Regions from separate parts of the Mus musculus genome. Here region 2 is linked to region 1. A link is a loop called in an ENCODE intact Hi-C map of the cell type or tissue named here. Cell type or tissue: gastrocnemius. All regions are shown on one strand.

What was found. Peaks named below come from ENCODE experiments on the same cell type or tissue, not always from the same donor. Only the 100,000 strongest peaks of a DNase experiment are listed, where the experiment ranks them.
Region 2: it touches region 1 in a loop (2.3-fold over the local background); 12 of 42 quality-filtered maps call a loop at or near these places.

The regions. Positions count from the first base shown.
Region 1 is chr13:45,964,426-45,969,425 of GRCm38, forward strand. It overlaps Atxn1 (ataxin 1), which reads right to left and starts at 566. Exons shown (of 8, transcript NM_009124.6): 1 at 390-566. It overlaps 5033430I15Rik (RIKEN cDNA 5033430I15 gene), which reads left to right and starts at 799. Exons shown (of 2, transcript NR_167678.1): 1 at 799-958; 2 at 1,486-2,083. In gastrocnemius, CTCF peaks have their summits at 1,778 (motif pointing right) and 2,350; DNase peaks (open chromatin) are centred at 43, 749, 915, 1,679 and 1 more place; H3K4me3 peaks cover 2,698 bases; H3K27ac peaks cover 2,691 bases.
Region 2 is chr13:45,694,227-45,699,226 of GRCm38, forward strand. Atxn1 (ataxin 1) reads right to left here. Exons shown (of 8, transcript NM_009124.6): 6 at 3,595-3,719. Among named protein-coding and RNA genes, the nearest start is that of Gm34582, 170 kb to the left of the region's middle. In gastrocnemius, a CTCF peak has its summit at 1,977 (motif pointing right); no DNase peak of the experiment used is centred here; H3K27ac peaks cover 966 bases.

The sequences.
Region 1 (5,000 bases):
CCCCTCTCCTGGCGGCCGCCCACCCAGCCCCTATCTGCTGCCCTTGCTAGCCGCTCCTGCTCCCAGAGGGGGTCCCGAGCCGGGAGGCTGGAGCCGGGCACTAGTGTATGTACACACAGTCACACATACACTCGCGCGCGCGCCTGCACACACACACACACACACACACACACACACACCACGACGCGTCGGTTTCCTTCGCTCCTCTTCCAGCTGTTTTCCGTGCAGCCCATTGAGACTGGGGGAGGGGGGGTGTATGCTGGATGTTCTTTGGCCCCTCTCCGGAGAGAGCAGATTGGGGTGCGGGAGGGGGTGATTTTAATCTAAATCGGGGTGGAAGGGGGAGGGGGAGAGAAAGAATCAGAGGAGGAAAAAAAATAGCCACTTACTGTAAAGTGTAAATGGATCTGGGGTTGCGTGGGGAAGGGGTAACAGAGGGAGAGACACAGTGTCCTGCGGCTGCTGTAGCTCTAGCTGCGGCTCCACAGGGCTTGTTTTGGATCCCCCTGCAGTGAAACAGGTCCTGTACGGCTCCTCCACTGTAGTAGAAATGATGTCTGCGGTATACTCTGCTCTCTCCTCCTCCTCCTCCTCCTCCCCCCTCCCCTCCCTCCTCCCTCCGCCCGCCCTCCCTCCCTCGCGCTCTCTCTCGCGCTCGCTCGCTCGCTCCAGTATGTAAATGTGTAATAGAAGCCAAATATGGAGCAGTTGGCTGCCGCCGCCGCAGCTCAAGGATCCGACTTCATGGGGGGGGAGGGGGGGGGGAGGCACCCTCTGGCAGGCGGCCCGGCGAGCCGCACAGAGCACGGCGAGCGCACGGCGCGGCTGCCGGCCCGCGCCCTTAACCCTTCTATGCACCCGGGCTGGAGCGGCGCTCGCTCCAGGGGAGGCCGGGTTGTCTCTCCGCAACTGTGGCTCCGGATCCCCGACACCGACCGGAGGGGACTGTGCCTTCCAGGTTTGAGAAAGGGGCGGGGAAGTTGGGGCGATGAGGTCATTGGAGTGGTGACCGATCGGTGCTCGCGCGCCTCCCCGGCTCCCTGCAACCTAGTTGGAGGGGGACAGGGTGAGTGCAGGGTGCAACTCAGGCAACCTGGGAGACTCGCAGCGACGGGTGTCAGGATTTGGCTCCTACTTGGTAAAATACCCAAGGGGGCGGGGAAGTCGGCTGATTTCTAATTACGAAGTGCCCTTGGTGCCCCCCGGGTGAGCATCTAAAGAGGACTCATTGTATCCTTACTGTTAACCCTCCAACCCGCCAGCCCTGCGTCATCCGAGGCAAGGCCCGCGCCTGCTGCCTTGGCTTGCAACTCGGGAAAGTTCTCAGGCTTCCCCAGCTTGCACTGGCACCCTCACCTTTCCTGCCTGGACAAGCTGGCGACCTCCCGGTCCTCCTTTCAAATTCTGCTGGTCTCGAAATCTGCTGTGGGCATGGAACGCCTCAGCTCTAGCTAGCCCTGGTAACCGACCTCACTCACTCCTCAGGGCTAACTGTGGATCATTCATTTCATCGCAAGCGAGGTAACCTGTGCACTGAGCAGTCAGTCGATGGTGGTTCTCGGGGAAACCAAGCGAAGGAACGCTCCCCCACCCACCTTGTCCCGGTGGCTAAACGCAGACGTGGACTCCCCACCCGGCCCCCTCCGGCTACACCTCAGCCAAGCGTAAGCTCGAGGGAAGAACTCTTCTCTGGAGGCGTTCACCTTGCCAACAGGTGTGGCACCCGAAAGAAGAGCCATCACATCCCCACGAGGGTCGCTCAGTGCCGCGTTCTCTTTGCAGCAGAAAATTCTTGAAGACCAGTAGGTGTCAGGCCAGCATCTGACCTCTTTCAGGTGCTTAGAACTGAGAGTCTGGAAACTCGATCCCTTGGTCTCGCTGGAAGCCACTACTATTTATTGACTCTAAGCCGGATTTGAGAGACCTTTTGGCTCCGTTTACGTATGACCCAACAATTAGTCACTGTCTGAAGCAGCGTACAGAATCACCAAGAGAAACGTGTGCGCGTTTAAACTACTGTATTGTGGAGCCGGCACTTCAGAAGTTAAATTAAAAAAATAATAATAAAATAAAATAAAAGAGATGCAGTGGTGTGTGTGTGTGTGTGTGTGTGTGTGTGTGTGTGTGTGTGTGTGTTTGTGGTGTAGGACACATTATCTATTCTCAGGTTTTGAAATACCGTGCACACATCCACGGTTGCTTAAATAGAACTACAACTGTTCCCTCTCACCGCCCCCCCCCGCCCCCACTCCCTATAAACTGTGTTGTTCACTTGAGGATCCGCGATTATTAGACTTCATATGCTAAAGTGACATTGTTGGTCTCATTACAGCCTCTAGTGGACGGTTAACGTTGAGTTTCCTGTCGGGGCTCTGTCTAGTTTTGTTTTCCCTCCTGAGCTTTATCCAGGTGAAGGTTAACAGTTCAGAGCTTAACTGACTGGTGTCTTTTCGCTCCCTCTTGGTAAAGCTGTCTTTGAAATGGAGCAGACGCTCGCTGGCTGCCTGTGGGAAAGGCGTCTGCTTTGTGCTACAGGTATTGTTCCGGCTGGCCTGTGAAACCGACAAAGCTTCTGTTATTCGCTTCACTTGCAGACAGCTTTCATATAAAAAAAAAAACAAATTTAATCTAAAATATTTTTATAACAGAAAATATTGGTTGCCATGTTTTTGGCATAACTGAGATGTTTTTATTCCAGCTCATAATCTGTAAACTGTCCAATCCACCTCCACTCTATTTTTAGACATCTTATATTTAGAGAATTTTCAAGGGGAAAAAACCTCCTAATATTGTAATTATTACGTTGGTGCAAGCAGTTAATTTGCATTATTTTAACAACCTTAAACATATTAAAACACATAATTCATATTAGACGTAGTCGATTAATTTAAATGTTCCCTGAAGAAAGCTAAATATGTACATTATCCATACAGTAAAAATAATTAATAAGAAATGTGTTGTTTACTTTCCTAACCATTAAGATTAAAGCCATAAACACTCTCTCTCTCTCTCTCTCTCTCTCTCTCTCTCTCTCACACACATACACACACACACACACACACCTACAGCTATTGCTTCCTGCAAGTTCCAACACAAACATAATACTCATAGAGCAGTTTCCTTACTTGAGTACTGAGATGTTTCATTTCCTGAAGACAAAATGTCAAACGCACCATCTGAGAAGGAACAGGAGAGGCTCTCTAAAAGCAAAAGTTCTCATGGAAATAAAACCTCCATGGAAAAAGAACAAGGTTTTCAAGGTGGCAGCTATATAGCACTGGCCCCTACCCCCAAATCTGATATTATGTTTGTATAAGACTCGGTCGAGCTCTGTAGTGAAGCAAAATTGAGGAAGGAGGCCCTGCTGAACCTTGCTCCTGATGTGTGTTATGTATTATTTAATGTAAAAAGAAATGTTAGTACCTTCTATTTATTTTTTAAAGATATATATTAAAGATACATATATCTTAAATATATTAATACTTAAGATGTTTAATATATATTAAATATATTTAAAAATAAGGTACTAACCTGTGTGTGTGTGTGTGTGTGTGTGTGTGTGTGTGTGTGTGTGAGAGAGAGAGAGAGAGAGAGAGAGAGAGAGAGAGAGAGAGAGAGAGGAGGGTCCTCTTATCACTTTCTGATTATTCCTTTGAGACAAGGTCTCTACCTAAACTTAAAGGGTCATATTTTCTAGACTAGGCTGGAAATCAGCACACCTAGTCTTTGCCTCCTGTCTCTTCCCACTCCAAGTTGAGGTTACAGACCCATGGGATGCTCAGCTGTAAGCAGTGCTGAGGTCCACGCTCGGGACCTCCCTGTCTTACAACAAGTCTCAAGACGTGTCTCCCCCACCCCCCACCTTCTTTCTGTTTTGCTGATTTTTGTCTTGTCTACTCTTGAAAGGTCAAAATGGTCTAGCAACTATTTCTTAGGTCACAAGACTCTTCTGTCACACTTCTGCATTTGCAAGCATGATAGTTAATGCAGCCACAGCTGCTGCAGCACCACCATTCAGGGGATTTTAGCTTTTCTGAGTCAAGGATCCTACCCCACACTAGGCAGGTGGGGTCTGCCTTTGAACCAACTGCTGGGGACTGGCTCAACCCAGCATGAAGAACACTGGTCTGTTCTTTGGGGCGCTACCTCAGCACACTTGGCCCCACATACAGAATCTAATTCTCCAGTGAATTACCTTCATACTAATTAAATTTACCAATGGGAAAAAATTCACATTGCACTTGGACCTCTGTATTCTCAAATTTAATCAGCTTCTGGTAATACACACACACACACACACACACACACACACACACACACACACACACACATATATATATATATATATATATATATATATATATATACACACATATACATATGTGTGTGTGTGTATTCATCTGTACTGAATACCTGTAGACATTTCACTCGTCATTATTCTATGCACAATACAGAATGATGGATATTTCCGTTGCACTAGGTGTTATGAATAACCTCGAGATTACTGATAACTTAGAGTTATACTGTTAACTTAAATTACTTATAATGTAAAGCATGTAACAGGATGTGAGTACTCCATATCCAAACACTACACTTGTACAGTCTAAGATGTGGGTGTCTCAGGGGGACCCAAAAACTAGCCCTCATATTGAGGGGTGACCATATATACACATGAACGAAATAGTCCTCCATCCTTGAAGAGCCCTTTTTCACCAATTATGGAACCCCCTAGGACTGAGTGTGCTGGGGTCTTGGCTATGAATGTGTTCTCTGAGGCAGTAGAGGGAGCACAAGAGTGCTTAATACACCCAGTGTACACAGGGCCCTCGAAATTGTGACAGATTTTAAATTATAGTATATGTTTGCATTGGAAGTAGCCTGTTATGTCATTCAGAACCAAACAAAACAAAAAAAGCTAACAAACATTTACTGCCTACTAGATTACAGCAACTAAATAATTGAACAGATTGCAAATTACATAAAATAAAAGATACACTCAT
Region 2 (5,000 bases), 270 kb before region 1:
ATGTATGCACACATATGTACAATTAAAAATAAGGACATCTTAAAGGTTGTTAGATTTACTCACGTTTGCGTGTCGACAAATATATCTGGGCATACACACACCATGTCAACGTATAGGGAGATCAGAGGACAATTTGAAGGAGTTGGGTCTCTCCTTCGATCACGTGGGGGCTGAGGGCCTGAATATATATCGTTAGAATTGTTGTGAGCCCCTTTAGCTGCTAAGCCAGTGGCTCTCAACTTTACTAAGGTGGTTCCTCAGGTTGTGGTGACCTCCAGTCATAACATTATTTTCACTGATACTTCACAACTGTAATTTTGCTACTGTCATGAATCATAATGTAAATATCTGTGCTTTCTGATGGTCTTAGGCGACTCCCGTGAAAGGGTTGGTTGACCCCCCCCCAAGGGGGCCAGGACCCACAGGTTGAGAAGTGCTGTGCTAAGCCATCTTTACATCAGAAGGCTACACTCAGCGCATTAAGCCAAAAGCACCGGAAACCTAGGTTGTAGCAAACCATTGGTTTTTAAAGGAGTTAATGAGGAAAAAGGAGGAGCTGATCTGCTCCACGGCAGAGCAATGTCTCCGTGACACTCGACACAAAAGCTACAACTGCAGAGGTCATTCACTTCCATTTCTCTTGTTGTCCATCTTGAAATGTGTCACCGTGTGTGTGTGTGTGTGTGTGTGTGTGTGTGTGTGTGTGTGTGCTGAGACCCAGGTCACATGGCCACTTGCCACATCGACTACAAAATTCAGGTCTCCTGACTCCTCCTCCTTCAGCTTTCAGTGCCTTCCCCTTCCTGTGCAAGGCTTGAAGCCTCTCAGCTCTCTGAGAGCCAGGTGGAGACACACACACCTCTGTGGGTAAAGGCCAACTGTTAGGAAGAGTGTGACAGAAGGGAGCGGCTGCTAATGAGACAGGCCTGAGTAATCAGGCTGAGGCGTTGTCGGCAGGAGCTGATGAGGCTGGACCGCTTGGCCGAAGATGCTGTGATCACTGCTCACACCTGACAACACCCACACTCATACCCGTCTGCGTGCAAATACACATTCCTTGGCGATCCCTGTTTGTCACACCCTTCTGAGGCACCGGCCTCAAGGCTCTCAGGGCATGAGGACCAAGCTGAAAATAGAAACGGAGGGTTAGAAGGGTGGGGCAAGGTTCAAGCAATTCAAGCAGTGAAAAGAAAGTCCTCGAAGCATGCCTGAGGAGGTCACTGGAGTTTCACATTTTCTTCTTCTCTGCTCACTCTGTTTACAGAGAGATTCTTCAAGTGCCTTAGAGTTGACCGTGTGGTATCTCCAATTTTACTCTTCAGGACCTTAGAGAACTTTTATATCTGAGGTCTGATATAAGCCCTTAATTGCAACAGTGTAAAAGGCAAACCCACCATAACAGTCACAAAGCTGGCCTGGACCAAAGTAACTCCTCTCATTTAAACGGAAGTTAGGTCTGAGAGTGACTTTCTGTAAGACTCATGCTTCCCAGGAAAACAGCAACTTAGAAAACATCATGATGCCAGCAAGTGACCTGCCCAGCAGTGTTTGCGGTGAAACATCCTAAAACTTAAACCCAACAGGGCCCCAGAGTTGTCCGTGAGCGTGACGAAAACTTTTATGAGAAAATAACGTATACAATTCTCCCCCCATGCTGCAGCCCTAAACCAACATGTCCGTTGCTTATTGATTAGGAGGCGTACAGCAACCCACAGATTTATAAAATAACACTTTCTTTGGTGGTGATGGGGGTGGTGAACTGCCTGGGGTCATCGATATATTTGACCTTAACAGTATGACTAAGAATAAAGGACATGGCCATGGGTTCCAGGGCAAGTCACAAACTTATAGAATCCACGGGAGCACACCCACCAGTGAAAACATGCTAAAACAGCAGCGCCTTCCATCAGCTACAATGAGGGGCAGCAAAGTATTGCATTTAAATTCAAGTGTGTTCCATAGCTGCAGTTGCTCATGGAGGCCAGTAGAGGGCACTGAATCTCCTTGGGCTGTAGTCACATAGAGTAGTGTGTTACTCTGATGTGGGTGCTGGGAACTGAACTCTGGGCCTCTGGAAGAGTAGCATGTGCCCTCAACCTCTGAGCCGTCTCTCCGGTTCCAGGAAGTTTTAAACTGAACGAGTTAATTTTGGCAACACTATTAAACCACTACGAAATAGGGATAAATATTTTAATATATATCACAAGATGGTTTTGAGAATTCTTTTGACATTAATACCCTTTTTCTCTCGGATATTTGATGTATCTATCTCAATTTTATGAAATCTTTTAGGCAATCATAAAGAGTAAGTGATAAAAGACTGAAAAGTAACTGTGATTGAGTCACCAAGAAATTCAGTGGGTAAGGAAGGGCACAGGCTACCAAGCCTGACCACTTAAACTTCAGTGAATAAGAACCTAATAACAAGCTATTCTCTGACCCCGACATTCAACCTCTCCCCCAACACAGACAGGCAGTAAGTATGATTTTTAAAAAAGACCTAGAAAGTTCAACATTTATAATATATATGTTATAAAATGTCCAGTTACATGTATACCACACACCCAGATTCTAATTGAAGTTGGCTCTTTATGTTCTGAAAGGCGAAGATATTATTACTTTTTTCCCCCAGCAGTATCAACTGGCTATCCAGGACTTTCCTGTGGTTATATTCTTTCCTGGTCAACACTCTCCTAGATTTTGTGGTGTGTGTATGGGGTGTGTGTGGTGTGTGTGTGTGTGTGTGTGTGTGTGTGTGTGTGTGTGTGTGTGACAGTCACATTCAAACAGCAGATCTAGGCAAACCCATTTCAAATTTCACAGCAAATAAGCTCCTCGAAGCTCAGAGTGGGCCACTTTATCAACTACCAGACCCTGAAACTTGTCAAGTGTCTTCAGCTGACATGAAGCACGGTTTACTAATCCCAACATCGCAGACAATCACCCTGATAAAAGCCAGTAAATTAGCCAATTCTAAAACAGAGAAAAACCCTAAATAACCATTCTTCCATACAGGCCTGACATTTTAAAGGTTAAAAACAAGCAAACAAACAAAACCCAAAACCAAAACAACAGAAACAAAAACCAAATTAATCAACCAAGCAACAACAACAAAAACCCGAAACCAAATCAACAACAGCAACAGTAGCAAAAGAAAAAAAAAATAAGAAACCAACAACAAACATTCTGGTTAAGTGAAAGAAACCCAAGACATATAATAATATTAGTTACGCATGGAAATCCAGGCCTTTAATCCTCATCTCATTCATCATGCTAGAGGAATGTGGCCAATATTGCCCTATACATTTGATACCACCGACTATGCCAATTGCAAGAGCATAGAACCCTGTAATTCACTTTTGGTGTACAAGCAGACCATCAGCTCTGCTCCACAGCAGCTAGGGGAAAGGCAAGTGTGTAGTTAATAAAAACAAAACAAAACGAAACGAAACAAAACAAAACAAACGAGTGATCATCCAGGGCTCACACTGATAGCCCCTCACATTGGGCAACACCCAGGGCTCACACTAGCAGCCCCTCCCACTGGGCTCACCCATCTTTACAAGGCAAGTCCACAGACAGTTGTTCACTTACAGCATTCACTATGCTCTGCTCCCAGGAAGCCTCCCTGAGACTTCACCATGGAAACTTCCCTCAGCAGCTGGGATGCCCAGGTTCTGGTGGTGTCTTTCTTTCTTTCGCAGAGAGGTTAGAAATACCTGGCATGAGAACAACCCAGAAAAAAAGGATATGGTAAATGCATCCATCCAATCACATCATTCAACAATCCGGACATCTGGTCAACCAATGTCATATTTCGGCAAAGACCATTTACCAGGACCTGTTTCAGTTAGTTAGTTAGTTAGTTAATTTGTGTGCTATATTTTTGTTTGTTTGTTTAATTGACTATCTGACATAACCAACCTTTTTTTTCTTCCTACATTTTTTCCCTCTCCCATGAAGTTGAAGCCAATTCTAGGAAACTTCAAACCTAATCCCAGGTGATATACAAACTTGCTCAAAAGAAGCCACTCACTATTTGTTAGAGTCTGGTGTTCACCTGTAATCCTAGTATTAGGGATGTAGAAGCAGGAGAGCTAAGTCAGACCCTGTCTCAAAAAATACCAAAACCAGCAAGGAGAGGGAGGAGGGGAGTCAGAGAGAGAGGAGAGAAAAATGTTAGAGGTATAGTTCAGATGTATAGCACTTTCGGAGCACCTGAGTTCCTGGGCCTAATCCCCAGCACTGGAAAAACAAACAAGATCCCCAAATAAGTCTCTTGACTTAACTCAGGAAAAGGAAGCGAAGACTACAATCTCTGGCCATTTTCATACCTCCCAGTGAGACTGGGAAGATCAATAAGAGCTCTTGAGAAGCACTCGAAGTTCCCCAGAAGACAGACACTATGTCAACAGAAGGTGTTATTATTGGTCACAGCCTGCCACTGAGCTCTCTGAGCCAGAGGGTAAAACCTAGCTTTGGCTGAGGACCAAGCATCAGGCTCTCCCTGGGGCACTCAAACATTGACACAACCCCCATGCTGCTGTGGTGCAGGAGGGAAGAAGATCAGAATTGGAGATTCTTGGAATCTCCAGGAGAAATTTAAGAACATAAAGGTAGGAAGGAAGGAAGGACAGGACAGGAAGCTAAAACTGGAAAGGACACAAGGCACACTACAGAGCCAGGAAGGGGCATAGTGATCTGGGTCGCAAGCAAAGGGCTGTCTTCAATTGCAGATCCACGGTGTTTCTTGTGCCAGTGTCTGCAGAGCTATGAAAGTCTCCACTTGCCTCGCTGCCACATTGTCTCGCCAGTGACTCTAACACTCACATACACAAAGGTGGTCCAAGGAGGATCTTCCTGAGAAAAGGACTGGATACAGCTGGCTGGGGTTTTAAGGCAAAGACCTGCTCACAGCCTAGTAGAGAATGCTCTACATCTGGATTTCTTATTCTCCCCTTCTTTCTGGCAGGCCCACAGGAACAATTGCTTCCAGACCA